Regions from separate parts of the Homo sapiens genome. Here all the other regions are linked to region 1. Evidence: chromatin contacts called from ENCODE Hi-C or POLR2A ChIA-PET data. All regions are on one chromosome and are shown on one strand. Each heading gives the region's core, a stretch centred on a gene start or an enhancer-like site at or near the end of the contact. The rest is flanking DNA. Distances are from core to core; before and after follow the strand shown. Region 1 holds the start of CATSPERG (catsper channel auxiliary subunit gamma). Region 2 holds the start of RAB4B (RAB4B, member RAS oncogene family). Region 3 holds the start of NFKBID (NFKB inhibitor delta).

The links. Hi-C counts contacts between places; a loop is a spot of excess contacts on that map. ChIA-PET counts read pairs that join two places held with the same protein, here RNA polymerase II (POLR2A). Pooled maps may share reads with other maps.
Region 2: a loop to region 1 is called in a pooled map, with 20 times the contacts of the local background. The contact joins the promoter of RAB4B here to the promoter of CATSPERG in region 1. A Hi-C loop is called at or near these places in 1 of 37 single-sample maps with no recorded cell type and 6 of 50 pooled maps. POLR2A ChIA-PET finds 5 or more read pairs at or near these places in 1 of 52 experiments (activated CD4-positive, alpha-beta T cell).
Region 3: a loop to region 1 is called in a map with no recorded cell type, with 29 times the contacts of the local background. The contact joins the promoter of NFKBID here to the promoter of CATSPERG in region 1. A Hi-C loop is called at or near these places in 2 of 37 single-sample maps with no recorded cell type and 7 of 50 pooled maps.

The regions. Positions count from the first base shown.
Region 1 is chr19:38,333,816-38,337,546 of GRCh38, reverse strand. It overlaps CATSPERG (catsper channel auxiliary subunit gamma), which reads right to left and starts at 1,717. Exons shown (of 29, transcript NM_021185.5): 1 at 1,672-1,717; 2 at 43-326. The coding sequence starts at 312. RefSeq lists silencers at 930-1,099, 1,470-1,549 and enhancers at 1,670-1,879, 1,684-1,978.
Region 2 is chr19:40,776,278-40,780,008 of GRCh38, reverse strand. It overlaps RAB4B (RAB4B, member RAS oncogene family), which reads right to left and starts at 1,762. Exons shown (of 8, transcript NM_016154.5): 1 at 1,618-1,762. The coding sequence starts at 1,633. It overlaps MIA (MIA SH3 domain containing), which reads right to left. Exons shown (of 4, transcript NM_006533.4): 3 at 2,930-3,040; 4 at 2,519-2,612. The coding sequence ends at 2,589. MIA-RAB4B (MIA-RAB4B readthrough (NMD candidate)) reads right to left here. Exons shown (of 10, transcript NR_037775.1): 3 at 2,930-3,040. RAB4B-EGLN2 (RAB4B-EGLN2 readthrough (NMD candidate)) reads right to left here and starts at 1,790. Exons shown (of 12, transcript NR_037791.1): 1 at 1,618-1,790. RefSeq lists enhancers at 160-691, 1,579-1,648 and silencers at 1,709-1,948, 2,499-2,628.
Region 3 is chr19:35,898,335-35,902,065 of GRCh38, reverse strand. It overlaps NFKBID (NFKB inhibitor delta), which reads left to right and starts at 1,526. Exons shown (of 12, transcript NM_139239.5): 1 at 1,526-1,624; 2 at 3,244-3,347; 3 at 3,534-3,594. The coding sequence starts at 1,564. RefSeq lists a silencer at 1,493-1,642 and enhancers at 1,542-2,097, 2,003-2,252, 2,098-2,654, 2,667-3,238, 3,239-3,731.

The DNA.
Region 1 (3,731 bases), core at 468-2,967:
GGTTCAAAATCCCTCTGGTTCACTTGACCCTGGTCCCCTCACCTCGCTCGGGTCGATGGGTGAGTCCACCAGCATGTGAAACAAGCTGCTCACTGTGTCCACGGGCTCTTGCTCAAAGAAGCTGTCGCTCACACCACTCTCGCCTACCCTCTTAAACTCGTTCAGGACAACCTGCCAGGTGCATTCCTGGAAATCCTTGATCGCCCACAGCCTCCACGACGCCAGGAGCACTGCCAGCAGGGCCCACAGCACCTGCACGACTCGGACTCTGGGCCACGGAGGACCGGCAGGGAACATGGCTGGGCCGCACATAACGTGGCTAGAACCTGGAGAACGCAGGAGTCAACACCCACGCGCCGGACAGCTCTCTGGAGCCCACTTTTAAGATTCCACCTCGCTTCTGCGCCTCTCACAGCACTTGCTCCTGGCCACGCCCCGGCTCTTGCTCCTGGCCCCGCCCCTGCACTTGCTCTTGGTCCCGCCCCTGCTCTTGCTCCTGGCCCTGCCCCCGCACGGACTTTTAGCCCCGCCTCTGCTCTTGTTCCTGGCTCCGCCTCTGCACTTGCTCCTGGTCCCGCCCCTGCTCTTGCTCCTGGCCCTGCCCCCGACCCTCGTGGGTATCGCACCTCTGCTATTGCTCCGGGCCCCAGCCCTACTAATGTTTCTGGCCACACCCCTGCTCCTCCGCCTCGTTCCGCCCCGCCGCCTCCACGTCTCTTCCTTTAACTTTATCCTCACCTTGCTCCTTATTCCGCCCCCTCCCTGTATTCCACTCTTGCTCTTCACCTGGTCTTGGTTTCTATTTCTCGCTTTGACAGTCCCCCTCTTAAGTTCCCCCGTACTGCTTCTGCCTGCGATCGCACCCGTGTACTTCCACCCGGCTGTGCCCCAACCTCTTGCCCCACCCTCGCACTTCTCTTGGTATCGCCGCTTTCTCCTCGCTCGGGGTCTGCCCAGGGGCTGGGTACTGTACCTGGTCTCGCCCGTCTCCGGGCCCCGCCCCTGCTCTTGCTCCCGGCCCCGCCCCTGCTCTTGCTCCCGGCCGGGCCCCCGTTTCTCGCCCGGGGCTTGCTCCTCACTCTGCTTCCGCTCCTGACCGCGCCCCTACTCCTCCACTTGGTCTTTATGGACCCGTTCCTTCCCCGGGTTCTCGGCGATTGGTTCTTCCCGCGCGGGCCCGTCGCCCCGTCCCGCCCTCTGGTAACGCCCCTCCTCCTCGCCCTGCCCCTTCTCGATGAAAACTGTCTCTTCGCCTCGGGATCTTTCCTCGCCCTTCGTTGTTTCCTCGCCCCACACCTTCTCCTTCCACGCCGGCACCAGCTTCTTAGCCGGCACCTTCTTGAGTCTCACCTTCCCCTCGTACCGCGACACCTTCTTGCCCCACTTCTTACTCTTCCTTCCCATGCCATTAACACCTGCCTGCTCTATACCCCGACTCTCCTGCCCCGCCCCGCCCTTCGCCCTTCACGTTCGGCTCCCCCTTTCCCTCCTCTGCCAGCTCCCACGACTCTTCCCCTCTTTCCCTCCTCTCCCAGCTCCCACGACTCTTCCCCTCTTTCCCCTGCCTCTCCCCTTCTCGCCTTCCCCTTCCCCTCCCCTTCCTAGTTCCTCCCCGTCCCCGGCATCCCCCCGCCCCTGGATGGCACAGCTTTTTCCCCGGCCCCGTGGTACCAGTCACTTGGTTAAAACCGGTCAACTGTCACTCGGCCGCACCAGTCCCGCCCCTCTTGCCCGGTCTCAAAATGGCCGCCCACACTTCCACAGCCGACTTCCGCCTTTGCAGAGGCACGCCCTCCTCTCACGCGGTCTCCAAGGTGACGCGCAACCCCTAAGGCACCGAGGGCTGGAGGCTGTCTCAGCACTGAGGGCGCGGGGCCTGGTCGGCAGAGGGTGCTGGAGACTACGTTTGTGCCAGGAAGGCCTTCAAGGAGTTTCTATTGGTTGTTCTGGCAGCAAGCACGGTCCCTACTTGTGCTTCCTACCCAAATATATATATATATATATTTTTTTGAGACGGAGTTTCGCTCTTTCTCCCAGGCTGGAGTGTGAAGTGGCGCGATTTCGGCTCACTGAAACCTCCGCGCCCCTGCCCCGGATTCAAGCGATTCTCCTGCCTCAGCCTCCCGAGTAGCTGGGATTATAGGCTCCCGCCACCACGCCTGGCTAATTTATTTTTTGTATTTTTAGTAGAAACGGGGTTTCATCATGTTGGCCAGGCTGGTCTCGACTCCTGACCTCAGGCGAACCACCCGCCTCGGCCTCCCAAAGTGCTGGGATTACAGGCGTGAGCCACTGCGCCCGGCCCTACCCCAAAATTCTACTCCTTAAAAAAGTGTGGTTTCCTGGAGACCTTGTGAGAATGAATAGGCTGCTTAGCACCGTCCTCTACAAAACAGGACAAGGACAGCCATCCTATACTGTTGTGGGAAGTGTGCCCGGCTCAAGTAAAATATTCATTAAGTTAATTTTCATTTGCATTCTGATGCCTTACAGGTAAGGATTCAGGCCATGACTTTTTGATGAACTCCAGACCAGACGTTTAACCCAGTGGTTTTCAAATTTGAGCATGCATTAGACTCACCTAAAAGGCTGGGTAAGCCAGGTTGGTGGGTACCACACCCTGAGTTTTTGTTTTTGTTTTAAAGATGGAGTCTCTGGCTGGGCATAGTGGCTCATGCCTATAATCCCAGCACTTTGGAAAGCTGAGGCAGGCGGATCACTTGAGGTCTGAAGTTGGATACCAGCCTGGCCAACATGATAAAACCTTGTCTCTACCAAAAAATACAACAATTAGCCGGGCATGGCGGCGGGCACCTGTAATCCCAGCTACTCGGGAGGCTGAGGCAGGAGTTGCTTGAACCCAGGAGGCGGAGGTTGCAGTGAGCCGAGATCCCTCCACTGCACTCCAGCCTGGGCGACAGAATGAGACCCTGTCTCAAAAAAAAAAAAAAAAATTAAGCCAGATGTGGTGCTGCACACCTGTAATCCCAGTACTTTGGGAGGCTGAGGTAGGAGGATCGCTTGAGGCCAGCCTGGGCAATATGGTAAGACCCTGTTGCTAACAATTTTTTTAAATTAGCCCAGTGTGGTGGTCCATCCCTGTGACCCCAGCTACCTGGGAGGTTGAGGCAGGAAGACCACTTGAGCCCAGGAGTTTGAGGCTGCAGTGAGCTCTGAAATACACGGAAATGCAGTGAGCTGTGATCACACCACTGCATTTCAGCCTGGGCAAAAGAGCAACACCCTATCTCAGGTTAGCCTTGAATTTCAGGCCTCATGTGAGCCTCCCATCTCAGCCTCCTGAGTAACTACCTGGCTACTTCCAGAATTTTTCATTCAGTAGATCTGGAGTGGGGCCTGATAATTTGTATTTCTGGCAAGTTCCTAGGTGATGCTGATACTAGTGGTCTGGAGACCACACCTTGAGAACCAGTGCTCTAGAACCTTCCATGACCCTCTAGGCCCTCAGGAAAACTTCCAAACCCCTCGGTTTCCAGAGCCCCTCATACTCTCCTCCCTGTCATTCTATCTGGCTCATCTGCCCTCTCCCCCTTAGACCTCTGTGGTCCACAGTCTGGTCACATGGAGCGACTTGAATATCCTTGGTCAGGTGTGAGCCATGCATGCTCCAGACCTGTGCAGACTCAGTAATGCCCTCTGGAATACCATTCCATGCTTTTTAACAGGGCCCACCACTTTCCTTCCTTTAGGTCTTCTCTGTGATACATGAC
Region 2 (3,731 bases), core at 513-3,012, 2.4 Mb before region 1:
GGAGCCAAAATCAGGGATACCCACAGGGAGAGAAAGATACAGGGAAAAAAGATGGATTCCAATCCAATCTCTCTCTCTAACCATCACAGTTAGAGGGAGAGAAACAGACATAGGCAGAAACAAACCAATAGGTAACAGTAACAGATAACTCTTATGTAGTACTTGCCATGTGCCAGGCACATTCTATATATTTTTTTTCAACTTTTATTTTAGATTCAGGGAGTACATGTGCAGGGGTTTTTTTGTCGTTGTTTTTGTTTTTTTGAGACAGAGTTTCACTTTTCGTTGCCCAGGCTGGAGTGCAATGGCGCGATCTCGGCTCACCGCAACCTCCACCTCCCAGGTTCAAGCAATTCTCCTGCCTCAGCCTCCCGAGTAGCTGGGATTACAGGCATGCGCCACCACACTCAGCTAATTCTGTATTTTTAGTAGAGACGGGGTTTCTCCATGTTGGTCAGGCTGGTCTCAAACTCCCGACCTCAGGTGATCCGCCTGCCTCAGCCTCCCAAAGTGCTGGGATTACAGGCATGAGCCACCGCGCCCAGCCCACATGTGCAGGTTTGTTACATGGGTCAATTGTGTGTTGTTGTGGGCCAGGAACAGTTCTAAAGGTCTTTACTCACATCAACAGCTCACATCATCCTCAGGAAAACTCTATGAGGGAGGTAGACTAAAAATTATTCCCATTTTCCGGATGAGGTAACAGGCCAGAAAGGTTAACTGACTTGCCCAAAGTGACACAGCTGGGCAGAAGTGAGATTCAAACCTAGGCCAAGGGCTCCAGAGTCCCAGATCTTAGCTATTTTGTCGCTAAAGTCTCTTGAAAGCTATTTAAACAAGGACTACGATATAGCCCTTGTTCCTCTTCACCTCCTACCACCCTCTGACTCATTCACTCCACTATAGCTCCTGACCTTCAGTCTATTCCCTGAAAATGACAAGCTGGTTCTCACCTCAGGGTCTTTGCACTCTTCTCCCTTCTCTTCTATATTTGTTGAGTGAATGCGGCTCCCTCTGACTCCTAAACCTGCACTTCCCCTGCCTCCAATCACCACCTCCTATGGTGCATCCCTACTGATTTTCCACTTCCCGACCTCTCCTTCCCTCCCTCTGCCCAGAACCCGGCTCCATTCTCATGCATAAGTCCCACCCTTTGCCACTAAGTCCTGCCCCTAACTCAAGGACAGCCCATCCCCAAACCCATTCCAGAGCTCTCTCCAGCCAGATCAGCCCCAGGGTCCCGAGCTTCCATTCAGTGTTCCCTCTAGCCCATAAGCCCGACTCCTGCCATTCATGCAGTCAGCCCCGCCCCTTCACTCAGGCTCCGCCCAGATCCATTAAGGCCCACCTCTTCCCTCAGGGCCTCCCTGAACCCCTCAGGACCAGCTCCCTCAAATCCCGCCCCAGATCTATTTAACCCACGCACCAGACCCTCAGGCTCCACCTAAATCGATTAAGCTCAGCCTCAGACCCACTAAACCCCTCCCAGCATCCACTTAGGTCCTGCCTCCATCACACCAGACCCCGCCCCCTGATCTACAAAGCCCCGCCCATTCCCACAGGCCGCATCCTCCCTGGGCCCAGACCCAGGACCCCAGCTTCGTCCACCACCCTCACCGTAGGTCTCAGCCATGACTCGGTCGCGGCCGCTGAGGGCCGCAATATGGCGCCGCGGCCGCGCCTGCTCCTCGGCTGGCAGCCGCTCCACTCCGGCTACAGCCCCGGCTCCTTCCTACTCCCCGGGCCCGGCACCGCCACTTCCGCCTCCGCCCCCCTCCGGCGCGACCCGCTCCGGCAGCTGGATACCAGGCGACGCTTTCCGAAGGGCGGGATTGGCGGACTCGCGGGCAGGGGGCGGGACAAGAGGCGCGGATTGGTGGCGTGAGAAGGACCAAGCCCAAAGGGGCGGGGCCGAGCCCAGCGATTGGCTGAGCAAGTGGGAAGGGACGTGCAGAGCTGCTTAGCTGAGCCGAGGAACGGATTTAGTCTGGAGTACGGGGGGCAGAGTCGAGTCTCCGGATTGGATCGGAGCGGACTTGGGGGAGGGGATACAAATGCAAAGAAGGGGGCACGGGCAGGATTGACAGAAAGAGGCTGGAAGAGGAGCTGATCTTGAGCTGGCGGGAGCGATTACTGTTCTCAAAGGCGAAAAGGAGGAAAACTGGGCAGATAGGCGCAGGTTACTTCCCACCTCCCTTTCCAGATAATCTTCCAAGAAAACCTTTACTGTGCGATTTATATCCTCCGCGTAGTCCGATTGGCTCCCTCCCACTGGTCTAGAGAGGACACTACAATCCCCTAGTTGGGCTGCTTAGGTTTTCCTTTGCTTGTGTCCGAAACCTAAGCTTAGGAGCGCTCCTACTGCACAGGGCTTTCATCAGTGAAACTCTGCCTAGCAACCACTGACGTTACCACAGGCAGCGGGTTAATTGGTTAGATTCAGCAACCTAGAGAAACATTTCATTTGTACAGTCCCCACCCTACCCTACCCCACCCCAAAGACCACGGAGACGAGCCGTTTGCACTGGGCTGATTGTATTTGCATAAAGCCAAGGAGGGGAAACGGCAGGGCCAGCGGTAGGCTGAGCTCACTGGCAGTAGAAATCCCATTTCTGAAAAAGAGAAAGGGGAAACAGTGGAAAGAAAACCAGCGGTCACACCACAAAGGATCTAGTGGTTTTAGCAAAGGCTGCAGCTGCAGGGCCCAGGTCTGGCCACACAAGTGCTATGCAAATTAGCCTAGAGCCCTCTAATCTTTGCACCTCCCAACTGGACCCATTTTACTGGTGAGAAAATTGAGGCAGGGAAAGAATTTCTCCCAGCGCACATACCTAGGCTGCCAGGGAGCCAAGTGTGGGAGCATTTTTGCCCATCCCCACAACCTAAGGGTCCTCCCCCCACATTTCTTGCCAGCCCCCATGACACTCACGTCTGTCTTCACATCGACTTTGCCAGGTTTCAGGGTCTGGTCCTCTCGGACAATGCTACTGGGGAAATAGCCCAGGCGAGCAGCCAGATCTCCATAGTAATCTCCCTGAACCTGGGGAAGAGGAGTTAAAAGCTAGGGTCTGGGAAGATGGCAAGCTTGTGCCTGCTGAAGGCCTTTGCATTCTCCCTTCTCCCTGATCTCCACATAACTGCTCCATCCTTGTCATATGAATCTCAGCTTAAATGCCACCTGTTCAGAGGCCCTTTCTGAACACCCAAGTAAGTCTCTGTTAATTCTCACAGCAGCGCATATTTGCTTTTATTATTATTATTATTTTGGAAACAGGGTCTCATTGTGTCGCCCAGGTTGAGGTGCAGTAGCATGATCACGGCTCACTGCAGCCTCAACTTCTGGGATCAAGCAATCCTCCCACCTCAGCCTCCCGAGTAGCCGGGACCACAGACACATGCCATGAAGCCCAGTTAATTTTAAATTTTTTTTTATAGAGATGGGGGTCTTGCTATGTTGCCCAGGCTGGTCTCGAACTCCTGGGCTCAAGCTATCCTCCCAACTTGGCCTTACTTGGGATTACAGGTGTGAGCTACTGTGCCCGGCTGCTGCTATTTTTTATGCCTTGCTTTTTGTTCATTTCCCTCCATTAGAATAAAAAGGATCATTTGTTGTTGTATCTTGGTGTCTAGAACAGAACGTGGGACCATATCAGGTCCTAAAATTGGTAAATAAAGTGAAAATAGGCTGGGGGGCAGTGGCTCACACCTGTAATCCCAGCACTCCGGGAGGC
Region 3 (3,731 bases), core at 277-2,776, 2.4 Mb after region 1:
CTGGAGATGTAAATTTGGGGGTTGATGGCTTATGGATGGTACTTAAAGCCACAAGACTGGGTGAGATCACCAAGGAAGTGAGTGCAGACAGGATTCTGCCCCTATCACAACACACACTGAATGGGGGAAGAGGAGGAACTTTGCCAGGGAAATGGAGAAAGAGGGAGGGGACCCCTGAGAGCATGGCATCTTGAAAGCAGGGGAGAGGCCACCGCAGTGGCTCATGCCTGTAATCCCAGCACTTTGGGAGGCCAAGGTGGGGGGATCACCTGAGATCAGGAGTTCAAGCCAATATGGTGAAACCCCGTCTCTACAAAAATACAAAAATTACCCGGGCATGGTGTCAGGCTCCTGTAATCCCAGCTACTTGGGAGACTGAGGCAAGTGGAGGTTGCAGTGAGCCGAGATCTCACCACTTTGCCACTGCACTCCAGCCTGGGCGACAGAATGAGACCCTCTCTCTAACAATAAAAATGTAATAATAAAATAAAATAGAAAAGCAAGCAAGCAGGGGAGAAATAGGGCCAACATGGTCAGTGCTGTGAAAGGTCACCAAGTGAAACTGAGAGTGGCCTCCCACTGGAATGCCAGCTCCAGGGCTGGGAATTCCTGCCTGCTTAGTTCACAATACACAGCAAAATGCCTCCTCTGCTGCAATAAATTATTTTAAATGATGAATGAGTAAATGAAACCAGACCTCTAAAAAGGGTGATGTAGGGGAGAGGGAGAAATTGAGCCACACCCTATACCCTTACCCACAGACCCTTCCTCTGGGAGTCTAGACCCCCAGTCCTGCCTCCCTCTGGACCCAGTAATATTCTCCCTGCCCCCACCCCATCTCCATCCCCACTCCTACCCCTACCCCCATGGGCAGGACCCAGGAGACAAAGCCTCCAGCACCCCCTTAGACACAGACCCAGAAATCCAGGCCCCAGCCAGGCACCATGGCTCAAGCCTGTAATCCCAGCACTTTGGGAGGCCAAGGCAGGCGGGTCACCTGAGGCCAGGAGTTCGAGACCAGCCTGGCCAACACGGTGAAACCCCATCTCTCCTAAAAATACAAAAATTAGCCAGGCATGGTGTCCAGCACCTGTAGTGTCAGCTACTCGGGAGGCTGAGGCAGGAGAATCGCTTTAATTCAGGAGGCGGAGTTTGCAGAGATCGCACCATTGCACTCCAGCCTGGGCGACAGAGACTCCTTCTCAAAAACAACAACAAAAAAAAAAAAAAAAAAAAAAGAAAAGAAAAAAAAGAAAAAGAAAAGAAAAGAAATCCAGGCCCCCCGGTTTCTCCCTCCTCTTGGAGCCCGGTGCCCTAGGCTCCTTCAGAGCAAAGATCTGGACCCCAGCTCCCTCCTTCCCGGGGGGACTGAGTAGTCCGCCTCCCAAGTCCGCCGCGCCCATTCAGGGACTGCGTTCGCCGGAGCGCGACCCGGGGACTCCCAGGCCTGTGGGCGGGCCCTGCCCAGGACTGGGCGGTGCCATAACCCCTAGTTTAAAAACTCGCGGGTACCGGACCCAAGATCGGGGACCCGGCGGCGGCTCCGCGGGGGAAACAGCGAGGCTGGCGCAGCGCCGAGGCCGCGGCCCTGGGGGCCCGCAATCCACGCCACGGAATCCCCGAGGTAATGGGCGCGGGCAGGACGCGTTCGGCCCCCTAAGAGAGTGAGGGACTGAGGATCGAAAGACTCCCGAGGCCCTGAGGGACGGAGCTGAAGCGTCAGTCCTTTATCCCGAGAGTGAGGGCCCTAGGTGTTTGGAGGAGGAGGGGATCGTGGATCGTGACAGAGGGGCGGCTGGGATCCCAGACTTCTGGGTCCTGGGGGTGCAGGGGCCTGGGGATCCAGGATCGCAGGGCCCCGAGGGTGCAAGGGCTGGGAGGCTTGGGAGGCTGGATCTCTGGGTCCTTGGAGGTGCTAGGGGTTGCTGGCAACCGAGACTCCTACCCCTAGAAGCAGGGACTAGGCTGAGTGCGGGGGGGGGGGGGGGGGGCGTGGTTGCTTAAAATCGGCGTGGGTCTCGGTGGGGAAGGGTCCGGAGCCTGGCCTCAGGGTCTACGCTGGCGGTGACCCTGCCTCTGCCCCGCCCTGGGATTTCCGGATGGCCACCCGTGCGGGGCTGAGCAGGAATTCCCCTTGCGCGGGGATTCCACGAGCGCCACGATCGGCCGCGCGCCCCGCCTCGGAGCAGGACACCTGGGGCACAGGACTTGGGGGGAAGGGGAGGATGGAAGATTCCCTTGCGTGAGCGCCGTGGCGTCAGCGCGCCGCGTCGGGGCTGTTTCCGAGCCACCTCCTCCCGCCCCCGCCCCGCGCAATCCCCACTTAACCCTTCCTCCGCCGGAACCCAGGCTCGGAAGGGTGAGGGTTCTGTCTTTCTGAGTCGTGGGAAGGAGTTTGGGAACTGGGGCTCCCAGGTCCTAGAGAGGAAGGAACTGAGGGTCCAGATTCCTGGGGCCTGAAAAAGAGACTGTATGGATGGGCCTTTTTTTTTTTTTTTTTTTTTTTTTAATGGAGTCTCTCTCTGTCGCCCAGGCTGGAGTGCAGTAGCGCGATCTCCGCTTACTGCAACCTCAACCTCCGCCTCCCGGGTTCAAGTGTTTCCCCTGCCTCACCTGGGATATACAGCCGCCTGCCACCACGCCCGGCTAATTTTTATATTTTTAGTAGAGACGGGGTTTCACCATGTTGGCCACCTGACCTCAGGTGATCCGCCCCCCTTGGCCTCTCAAAGTGTTGGGATTACAGGCGTGAGCCACCGCTCCCGGCCCGGGGTGAGGCCTTTGACTTCTCGAGGAGGGGCGCTGGGGACTCCTGATTTCCGGGTCAGGTTCTAGGGAAAAAAATGTTGGGAACCTGGATGTGAGTCTAGGGAGTGACGCCTGGCGCCGGCCCCCCACCAACCCGCTGACTTCAAAACTTGGATATCTGGGGGTGGAATTTTTTTACGGAAGTGGGGTGGTTGCTGCAGAGGGGTGCCCTCCTCCCCCTTCCTCACTTTCCGCGACGGTGGTGGAAAGTTGGGTCAGAGGGAAAGTGCGGAGCAAAAGGAAGGAAACGGCGGAGGCGGATGCCCCACCCCAAATCTTCTAATGGCTTTGGAGGAGTCAGGCGGCATCTATGTGCCAGTTTTTCCGCGCGGGAGGGCGAGGAGGGTGCCCAAACCCACTCCCCGCGCGCCACCCCCGCGGCATTTAGGTGACTTAAGGACCCTTGATGACTTCCCCCTCTCCTCTCCCGCACAGTGAGCAGGGGTGAGCGCAGCCACTGCCCAACGCAAACCGTGAAGAAGCTTCTGGAAGAGCAGAGGCGCCGCCAGCAGCAGCAGCCCGACGCTGGCGGGGTGCAGGTGAGGCCAGGGAGCCACAGCTCTCCGGAGGCCCCGTGCTGTCCCGTAGGGACTCAGCGGCTTGCCGGGCCCTCGGGGCTGATGAGAGGGGTGGTCCTGACCGAAATGTCTTATAGATCCGAGACAGACCCGGAGGAATCTGCCAGATAAAGTCACCTGGGTTCCTTTTTGCTTTTGTCTCTACAGGGACAATTTCTCCCTCCCCCAGAGCAGCCCCTGACCCCATCTGTGAATGAGGCTGTGACTGGTAAGTTCTCTCAGCTCCCGGCCTCCCCATCCCCCTTCCCTAAGGGACTCAGACATCGCAGCTCTCAGAACTTTGGGACACCTGGGAGTCAGGCCCTCATTCTTCCCTTTTTTTTTTTTTTCTGAGACAGGATCTCA